Regions from separate parts of the Homo sapiens genome. Here regions 1 and 3 are each linked to region 2. Evidence: chromatin contacts called from ENCODE Hi-C or POLR2A ChIA-PET data. All regions are on one chromosome and are shown on one strand. The core of a region is the stretch at or near the end of the contact, and the rest is flanking DNA. Distances in the headings are between cores, read along the strand shown. Region 1 holds the start of RAB29 (RAB29, member RAS oncogene family). Region 2 has its middle 33 kb from the start of NUAK2. Region 3 overlaps SLC60A1 (solute carrier family 60 member 1).

The links. A loop is a pair of places that touch in the nucleus more often than their neighbours do. ChIA-PET counts read pairs that join two places held with the same protein, here RNA polymerase II (POLR2A). Pooled maps may share reads with other maps.
Region 1: a loop to region 2 is called in a map of naive thymus-derived CD4-positive, alpha-beta T cell, with 8 times the contacts of the local background. The contact joins the promoter of RAB29 here to the enhancer-like site in region 2. A Hi-C loop is called at or near these places in 2 of 168 maps with a recorded cell type or tissue (breast epithelium and naive thymus-derived CD4-positive, alpha-beta T cell), 14 of 37 single-sample maps with no recorded cell type and 11 of 50 pooled maps. POLR2A ChIA-PET finds 5 or more read pairs at or near these places in 1 of 52 experiments (naive thymus-derived CD8-positive, alpha-beta T cell).
Region 3: a loop to region 2 is called in a pooled map, with 2.7 times the contacts of the local background. The contact joins two enhancer-like sites. A Hi-C loop is called at or near these places in 4 of 37 single-sample maps with no recorded cell type and 12 of 50 pooled maps. POLR2A ChIA-PET finds 5 or more read pairs at or near these places in 3 of 52 experiments (CD4-positive, alpha-beta T cell, T-cell and naive thymus-derived CD8-positive, alpha-beta T cell).

Annotation. Positions count from the first base shown.
Region 1 is chr1:205,774,072-205,777,201 of GRCh38, reverse strand. It overlaps RAB29 (RAB29, member RAS oncogene family), which reads left to right and starts at 1,720. Exons shown (of 6, transcript NM_003929.3): 1 at 1,720-1,929; 2 at 2,116-2,369. The coding sequence starts at 2,246. RefSeq lists an enhancer at 2,806-2,855.
Region 2 is chr1:205,286,917-205,290,068 of GRCh38, reverse strand. No RefSeq gene overlaps it. Among named protein-coding and RNA genes, the nearest start is that of NUAK2, 33 kb to the left of the region's middle. Within about 2 kb of position 1,713, at least 13 of the 41 ENCODE cell types and tissues checked have a DNase peak (open chromatin) inside an H3K27ac peak, as active enhancers do.
Region 3 is chr1:205,598,041-205,601,015 of GRCh38, reverse strand. SLC60A1 (solute carrier family 60 member 1) reads right to left here. Exons shown (of 10, transcript NM_181644.5): 9 at 1,765-1,885; 10 at 1-610. The coding sequence ends at 555. Among named protein-coding and RNA genes, the nearest start is that of SLC60A1-AS1, 30 kb to the right of the region's middle. RefSeq lists an enhancer at 1-1,051. Within about 2 kb of position 1,520, at least 18 of the 41 ENCODE cell types and tissues checked have a DNase peak (open chromatin) inside an H3K27ac peak, as active enhancers do.

The sequences.
Region 1 (3,130 bases), core at 471-2,970, 490 kb before region 2:
TTCATAATGGCCCTAACGTCCACGCTGGAAGGTTGTAAGTTTACAGGAACGAGGGCAAGGAACACCTGGCCCGCCCAGGGTGGAAAACCGCTTAAAGGCATTCTTAAGCCACAAACAATAGCATGAGTGATCTGTGCCTTAAGGACATGCTCCTGCTGCAGTTAACTAGCCCAACCTATTCCTTTAATTCGGCCCATCCCTTCGTTTCCCATAAGGGATACTTTTAGTTAATTTAATATCTATAGAAACAATGCTAATGACTGGTTTGCTGTTAATAAATACGTGGGTAAATCTCTGTTCGGGGCTCTCAGCTCTAAAAGCTCTAAAGGAAATCAGACCCCTGATTTCCCACTTCACACCTCTATATTTCTGTGTGTGTGTCTTTAATTCCTCTAGCGCCACTGGGTTAGGGTCTCCCCAACAGAGCTGGTCTTGACAGAATATCACTGATCAGAGATAAAGAACAAATAAAGTGAAGATAGATCTTTGACACCAAGGACAATTCACTAAAGAGTTTATCGAATGATTGACTCAGAGACCAAGAATCAGGCCTTAGGAAATACTTAGCGGGAAATGGGATGGAGAGAAACCTGAAAGAAAAAGATAATCATCAGAGAAGTACGGGGATGACAAAGAAAGAACAGCGTCATAGAAGGCATAAGGGAAACAAATGTCAAGGAGTGGTCAACTATGTCAAAACGAATAAGAACAGAGAAAACTGGATCCTTAAAGATGAGTAGCTTGAACTAACCTCCTGTACCTGGGTAACGAACATTCTGGGCAAAATATATTGTGAACCATGCTGATGTTCTTTCGCCACAAAACATAAGTGATAGCCTCTCTATCAAGAGACCTAGATTTCCTAGTGTCTGGTCCTGGGCTGTTTTCCCATGGCCCCGCTGGTTCTCTTCCTCTATTCCTAGAAAAGTATAGAAAATGGAGCTCTCTTTGCTTGCCATTGAGCTCATGTCCTGCCAACTTCTACCCAAGTGACAGGTAGGTCAGTAAAGTTACAGGCTGAGAAATTAAAATTATTTGCCAAACACTAGTTTTATGATTATCTATTAACAACAGCCACAACAAATCAAGAAGGAGTCCCAGTGTATTTCAATTAGCTTCTAGCTCAAGTGATACATGAGTAGTATGGCTAGAATAGGCATTGTAGAAGTATGAATGGAGAACTGTCTCTTGTTTTCTGTCCATCTTTATTGTTATTGCTGGATATTAAATGCTGTAATTTTTGGCATAGGTTTTTTTCCAAAGACTGGTCTCTTGGGTCAAGTTTTCCTGAACTTGCCTGGTATTGGGCAAGTTCACACAGAAAATATGAGTCATTTCACAAAGTCCTGGGCTTGTCTATCTACTTGAAGGAATAGGAAATGGACTTCACTTGGAGCATGATGGATGAGGCTTGGGCTTTTACTAATGAAATAAGTTTCAATCTTAACTCAGTTAAACCTTTAAAGACAGGAGAAAACTATCTGGGGATGGATTCAGGCCAGTGAGATCACGTTGCACAAATCTCCCCTTAAGGGATCTTTACTGACCTAGAATTGTTTCAAAATAAGATTCCAAACTGTCGAGGGAGTTTGAAGCCTTGAAACTTGGTGTAGGTTTGCTTAAAACAAAATAACGAATATACTACATTTCCCAGGAGGCTTCGCGGTGAGCCTCCGCACTCGGCTGGTTCTCTTTACCGCGAGGAAAGCTGGGAAATGTAGTGCCACAGGCAACCCTGCACGTGACGCTTGCGGAGGAAGGGGAGAGAGAGGCGCGCGGGAGGGCGTCTAGGGAATCGAGGTGCCGGCTGCTCCTTCCTCACAATTTGGTTTGTGCTGCAAGGGGAGGGTCCCCATCATCTGGCCCCAGTGGTGTAAGGAGCTGACTGGGATTCAGTCACTGACTTGGAGCCGCTCGGGGGAAGTCCCGGTGGGTGAGGTTCCGCGGCGCCTGGTCCAGTTTCTCGGCAGTCAGGCCAGGAGGGGGTGGGGAAGGTGCGAACAGCCGGGGGCTCGGAGCTCGCGCCCTGCGCCCCACCCAGGTTGCGGCCGCCCGGGGAGGAAGCGCGTATAGGTTGAGTGCAAAGTTTCCTTTTTTGCTTTCTCGTCAGAGCAGCCCAGACAGGCGGTGGGTGGGAATGCCTCACTTCAGTTTGAAGAGGGTCCGGATCCAAAGGGGTTAAAACGAGCGACCCCCGATCCCCGACCACACTTCCCGCCTCCCTAAAACGCACACCCCGCTAGCCATGGGCAGCCGCGACCACCTGTTCAAAGTGCTGGTGGTGGGGGACGCCGCAGTGGGCAAGACGTCGCTGGTGCAGCGATATTCCCAGGACAGCTTCAGCAAACACTACAAGTCCACGGTGGGAGGTGAGACGTCTCGGGGGTGGGGAGGGGGAGGGGGAGGAGGAGGCCCCGACCGCGGACTCGAGCTGGGGACCCAAGTGGGGTGGGGATTTGCTGTCGGTTGTTGGGTCCTTCTTCGGGTCAGGAAGTACTGTCTGGGAACCTAGATGGTGTAATTGCCGGGTGTTTGGTTTACACGCCTCTCTTGAGTTTCCCGTTAGATTTTCCCAAACTGAGCCCACTGCCAGGAGAAAGGTAAGAGCAAAGGCGTGAAGATGAGAAATAGGGAAGGGAGGATGAGGATGAGCAATTGCTGTTTATTGCAGGCGTACTGTGAACTTAAGTCTCCAGCCTTTCAGCTGTCCGGCAAATCTCTCCAATCAGCAGAAGCAGCTGAGATCCTCTGTGGGGCCTCCTGGTTAGGTGCCGGCTGGGGCTGTAGTCCTGCCCCTCTGTTGAGGGAGGAACCGCAAGGTGTTTAACCTGGCTTCAGTGGGAGAACGCAGGAAGCGGAACTGGTCTGAAGGACTGTAGCTTTGTTGTGGGGCTGTGGGTGGGATGGAAGACACAAAATCCCCGAACGAGCCCCTTGGCTACGCAGTCAGATGCCCATGAGGGCTGATGAGCTGTGTTTTTGTCCGTTGATTGCTTAAATAAAGGTAACCAAGGAATTCTTCCAAGAATGTGAAATATACCACTTCTCTGACCTATCTTCCCACCACTTTTTTCCTCAAACTGGAGAAGGTAGGGAGGAAGGGGACACCGAGTTCATTCATTTCTTTCCC
Region 2 (3,152 bases), core at 464-2,963:
AGACCACCCTGGGCTATATGGCGAAACCCCATCTCTACTAAAAATGCAAAAATTAGCTGAGCATGGTGGTATGTGCCTGTAATCCCAGCTATCTGGGAGGCTGAGGTGGGAGGATCCCTTGAGCCTAGGAGGTTGAGGCTGCAGTGAGTTGAGATCACACCACTGCTCTCTAGCCTGGGTGACACAGTAAGACTGTCTCCAAACAAAAAGAGAAGGAATACAGCAGGCAGGGGGTTGCCAGATAAAAGAAAGGATGTCCAGTTACATTTGAATTTCCGATAAACAATGAATTTTTTTTTAGTATAATATTACACAGGACATGCTTAACTAAAAAGTTATTCATTTTTTTTTTTGTTTTTTTTTTTTTTGAGACGGAGTCTTGCTCTTTTGCCCAGGCTGGAGTACAGTGGTACAGTCTCGGCTCACTACAACCTCCGTCTCCTGGGTTCAAGCAATTCTCCTGCCTCAGCCTACTGAGTAGCTGGGATTACAGGCGCACGCCACCACACGCGGCTAATTTTTGTATTTTTAGTAGAGATAGGGTTTCACCATGTTGATCAGGCTGGTCTCGAACTCCTGACCTCATGATCCGCCCACCTCAGCCTCCCAAAGTGCTGGGATTACAGGCATAAGCCACTGCCCCTGGCCTTCTATTCATTGTTTATCTGAAATTCAAATTTAAATGGGTGTTCTGTGTTCTGTATTTTTACTTGCAAAATATGGCAACCCTAATAGCAGGAGAGATTTGGGTTAGTCAACAGGATGAACTTGGATCAGATATTGGGATTCTGACCCAGGGAAGGATGGAGAATCCCCTATTCTGGACAGCTTTAAAAAAGGAGAATGTGGGCCAAGTGTGGTGGCTCATGCCTGTAATCCCAGCACTTTGGGAGGCCAAGGCAGGCGGATCACCTGAGGTCAGGAGTTCAAGACCAGCCTGACCAACATGGAGAAACCCCGTCTCTACTAAAAATACAAAATTAGCCGGGTGTCGTGGTGTATGCCTGTAATCCCAGCTACTTGGGAGGCTGAGGTAGGAGAATCGCTTGAACCCAGAGGGCGGAGGTTGCGGTGAGCTGAGATCACACCATTGCACTCCAGCGTGGGCAACAAGAGCAAAACTCTGTCTGGAAAAAAAAAAAAAAGAAAAAAAAGGAGAATGTGGCCAGGTGCGGTGGCTCACACCTATAATCCCAGCACTTTGGGAGGCTGAGGTCAGGAGTTCAAGACCAGCCTGGCCAACATGGAGAAATACTGCCTCTACTAAAAATACAAAAATTAGCCAGGTATGGTGGCACATGCCTGTAATCCCAGCTACTCAGGAAGCTGAGACAGGAGAATCACTTGAAGCTGGGAGGCAGAGGTTGCAGCGAGCCAAGATCGTGCCACTGCACTGCACTCCAGCCTGGGCAGCAGAGTGAGACTCTACCTCAAAAAAAAAAACAAAAAAAAAAAGCAAAAAAAAAGAAAGGTGAATGTGTCTGAGGACTGAAGGGCAAGCCTCTAAATGCTTAGGGGTAGAGTTTATAGTCAGAGGGACCTTCCTGCAGCTGGGCCAGAGACTCACCCACCCTCTAGAAACCTCAGCAGCTGAGGATGAACAAAACCCACAGGAAGTGGTGGAAGTGAAACTTGGTGTCAGTGTTGTTGTTATTAAAAGGGGGAAGTGACACCGGGTGAGTGAAGGGTGGGTGGAGGTGAAGTCTCTATAGGCAGCGAGGTCATTCGGCAGCGCCCCCCTTCCTGCTCTGCTAAGAATAGTTACGGTTGTGATAGGGGTGTGGTTTGTCTGAGGCTGGGGGAATGAATCTCGCTTGATGTCTGGATGGGGCAGAGCAGAAGTAGCACTGGGGTGGTCAGAGCTTCAAGTCAGGTGGCAGCAAAACCTAAGAAGCATTTTTGGGTTTGGAAATAAACAAATAAGTGGCCTCAGAAGCAGCTCAGAGGAGAAGGATCCTGCCTTCCAGCTAAGAGAACTATAAGAGGGAAGCAGGGCCCATGACCATGACAGTCCCTCCTCTAGTCAGCTTGGGAAGCTCTGAGAAGCTCTTTCCATTAAGAGAGTCAGGGATGCTCCAGAAATCAGGCTGGCAGGGAGGCTGCAGTGCGTTTTTGTCTCTAGCACTTACTGAGCACTTACTGTGTGCTTGACATTGTGCCAGGCCCTGAGGCTCCAGAATTAAATACAGTGTGGTTCCTGCGCTCCAGAGGTTGGAAGTCCAGTGGAAGAGATATGCATCAAACTAATATAAATTCATGAATTCATTGTGATCAGAGGTAATAGTTGAAAGCCCAAGCAGCAGCCTACCTACTGTGAGCCTGAGCCCACCCCTCAGCAACTCCCCAGCCCTGGCCCAGGCTGCAAACCAACAGAGGCCGGAGTCACCCAGCTGCCTGCAGAGCAGTGCATCAAGTCAGGACCCTTTCTCTGCCCAGACGTCTTTGCCAACTGTTTGGAACAAAGGGAAATCATCTGGTTTGGGGAAAGACATAAGAATGACCGTTTTCTTTCCTAAACCTTCACCCTCTCCCATTTCGGCCTGAGAAAAGCTGTTAGATGCTTCTTCAGAGGGTTTCTAAGGGCCACAATTGCCTTCCACCTAAGAGGGAACAGGGTGGGGAGGGGTGGCAATGGCCTTCTTTGACCGCAGAGGTTTTGGATTTAGCCTGAAGTCACAGAACAACTGAAGCCAAGAGACAGTTCACCCTTTCTGGTGTCTAGAGCTTATTGAACAAATGTCCATTGACCCCCTATTGCTAGGGGCAGGGGTGAAATATTGAGTTGAGTCCAGGGCTCCAGCCTACTAGAGGCACAGTCTGTAGAGAAGTCAGATAATGACCAGGCGGTGCCTAAGCTGGATCTGAATCCAGGGCCTTTAGTCATCAGACACTGGACAGATTCTTCGTGGAGGGAGTTGGGCCTTGAAGGCTGAAGAGTTTTCTGGGTCAAGTACATGTTTAGGGAGCAAGAATTCCTTGGAAACTTAAAAACTGGTCTCCCATGGTCAAGTCTGGCTCCTGTATGTGAACATCATACACACAGAACATGGCTCTGTATCCTGACTCCTATGCACCCCCGGCCACATTGTATACTCCTGCTTGTATGCTCCTGGCCAGTGAGGTGTCTGCAGTCTTGGGACAAGTGGTGGCCA
Region 3 (2,975 bases), core at 271-2,770, 310 kb before region 2:
GATTCAACTTTTCCTTTTGGTGTTTGAGAATATAGATAAGCTATTGATGTCTGCAGCAGGAATTTAAGAGACTTTGGACTATTAAGTGAAAAGCACGAAAATCCTTTGAGCATGCCAGGGAATAACTTGCAGCTTGTTTTGCTTAAATTGAAATATATCTACATATAGCAATGATCATGGAGCTTTACAATTTCAACCTATTTTTACAAACTTCAATGAAGAATGATCTCAAACCCAGAGTATGGTCCATGCATGAGGTGACAAATGGAGTGAAGCGCGCGGCTGTCTCCTTCCTTCCCATCTGGGTATCTGGACAGCTCTTACCAACAGTCTGAACCAGGGAAGAAGATAACTTGAGAAGCCAGGTAAACTTCTAATGATTTTGACCAGGTACCAGGACTCAATTTAATTTCCTCTACCCAACCAAGTTTTAGTGGAGAAGACTTGAATAGCCATTGAGAGAGCGCCTCCACCACCACCCAGCTTTCTGAAACAGTATGGTCGTGCTGGTGATCAAGAGGCTGAAAGTCTTCTCTTGCCTTCTTCACCCAGTTTTACCTCTGGTAGCACTCAGAGTTTTCCATTCCAATTGATCTGTCTTGGGTAGGAACTACAAAAGAAAAACAAAACAGGTAGCATGTTTCAGCAGCTCTGATGAGTTGCAGTGATGATTCATTCTGAGAGCTTACCCAGGCTGTTTGTTTCTCTGCCATTCTGTGGCTCTAGAGGGAGCAAAGTGAAAAGTCAGACCCCCTAGTTCTGGCGAACAGTTGGTGGAGGCAGTTTCCTGAGACTGCTGTCTAGGGCTTGGGGAATGTGTCTGTCTCCCATGAATAAGGAGCCCATTAAGTGTTATTCATTTAATGTTCAGCAAATATTAATTGAATGTAGGTCTTAAATGAAACTCCTGTGTGTGTGCAACCAGTACTGCTGTCTCAGAAGTGAGGCTATAGTTAGTGCTGTTTTGGGGGCCACCTTTCCTTCTGGGCCTTTGTACTGAGCGTTTAGAGCGTAGATATGTTCACCCACTGAGAGCGGATGGTGAATGCCTGTTCCTTTAGTCTTTTTGTGATGATTTTGCTTTTTATAGGGAGGACAGAGTCTCCGCCTGGGCACCTTCTCTTAAGAACTGGCTTTGCACACAGCCGATGCAGTCCCTGGGCACTTTGAAAGCAGTGGGCAAAAGGGCAGGTAAGGGCTCAGGGTTATGAAAATTGCTTTGGGACTCCCCCTGCCTGGGGTCTCTAGAAGGGAGACTATTCTTAGGAGGTGTCTGTGCCCTGAAGGAGACTTTCTTTGCTACTTGGCCTGAAGGACTTCTTTTTGAAAAAAAGATTTGGACTAGAATCAAAATCCTGAACTGCAAAGAGATGGCCAATTAGGCCGTTGGGCTGAGTTCCAGCCAAGGAGTCGGGCTCTGCCTTTCAGTTCCCTGAACAGGCTGGAAAGAGATTCTTGGCTCATGGTCCCATGACATGGTGGGATGCAGGAAGCCAAGTTCACAATCCATACCCCTCTGCTAATGGAGAAACCATGAGTCAGCCGACCCAGCTCTCGCCTATCTTAAGAGTCCAGCGCAGACAATCGTATGGAAAGCAGGAAGAGAGGAAAAGGAAGCTGTAGAAAAATAAACATTTCCTTGCATTTTACTTGGAACAGAGCAGCGTTTCTGGCACGTTAAGATCCATAGCATCTCCTGCTCCCCCGCTCCCCGACCCCGGCTCTGTTTTCCTCCTCTTGTGTAGAAACAGATACTTTCCTTACCTGATGGGAGTCCAGGGTGCATCCTGTGGAAAAACAGGAGCAAGATATAGAAGGTAAAAGCCAGACAACCAAAGATCACGCCACAGACCAGGAAACTATAGCTGCCCTGAGCCTGGAATATCTGCCAAAGGGGAAAACACAGAGAGACAGACAATTAAAACTTCACGTGGAAGGTGTATCGGAGGAAGCAGCCTTCTCCATCCTTGGCTGGTTTTTCAGCTAAGTTGAGGCCCGTCACACCAAGAGATGGAATCACGGGGAGGAGGGAGGCCTTGGCCTTGTTTCAAGTTGATGTGTCTGGAGAAGGCCGAAGTCCTGCTCTAAGGCAGGGACTGGACCTGGTGACCCCCTGCAGTCCCTTGCAGCTCTGTGTTCTGGAACCTTCTGACGATCTCTATCATCACTGAAGCTCCAGTCATACTAGGTGTTTCTATACCCATAAGCCCTAACCAGAACTTTGCAGAGGATATATTGTTTTACTCTTTTATTATGAGAATTTAAAACATGTTAAAGTAGTATATGGAGCTCCAATGAACCCAACACTCAACTTTAGCAGTCAGCACCGGTTTCATTGGTGGCCTTGCACTTCTTTTCTGCACTAGGTTACACTAAAGCAAGTCCCAGATGTCACATCATTTCAATGAGGAGGGTATGGTGAGATGCAGCTCTTCCCCTCCCTCCAGCAGGGCAAAAGAGGAGGAAAGGAGAATGGAGTCACAATGAGGGAGATTTTGGAGGCCGGAAGATCTAGATGTGAGGTCCTCTCTGTCAGTTTCTGGAAGTGTGACTGACCTAGGGTAAGTTGCTAAATTCATCTGAGTTTCCGTGTCCTCTGTTGTAAAAAGGGGAATAATATCTACATTATAGTATTCAATAAAAAGTAGATGTTAGGTTGTTTTTTTTTTTTTCCTGGTGAATAAATGAAACATGGGTGGATTTGAATAGAACTGGAAGAGTTGGCCCTCTCGGTCAGGGCAGGAGTTGAGCAGGAAGCTGGGCCCTCTGCAGGGTGGCCAGAGGCTGTGAGAGGTGGGGTAGGGAGTGGTGGGTTCCGAAGGGATGGAAAAAGAACTCTGACTGCAGTTCCAACCCATCTCAGGCTCTGAGAGCTAAACAGCATTCCCACGGGCCCCCTCTGGCCCTGCTCCCAGACATGGCTTGTGTTTGCTTTGGACTTTTCCATGCATCCGTTTACATCTCCAGATCCCACA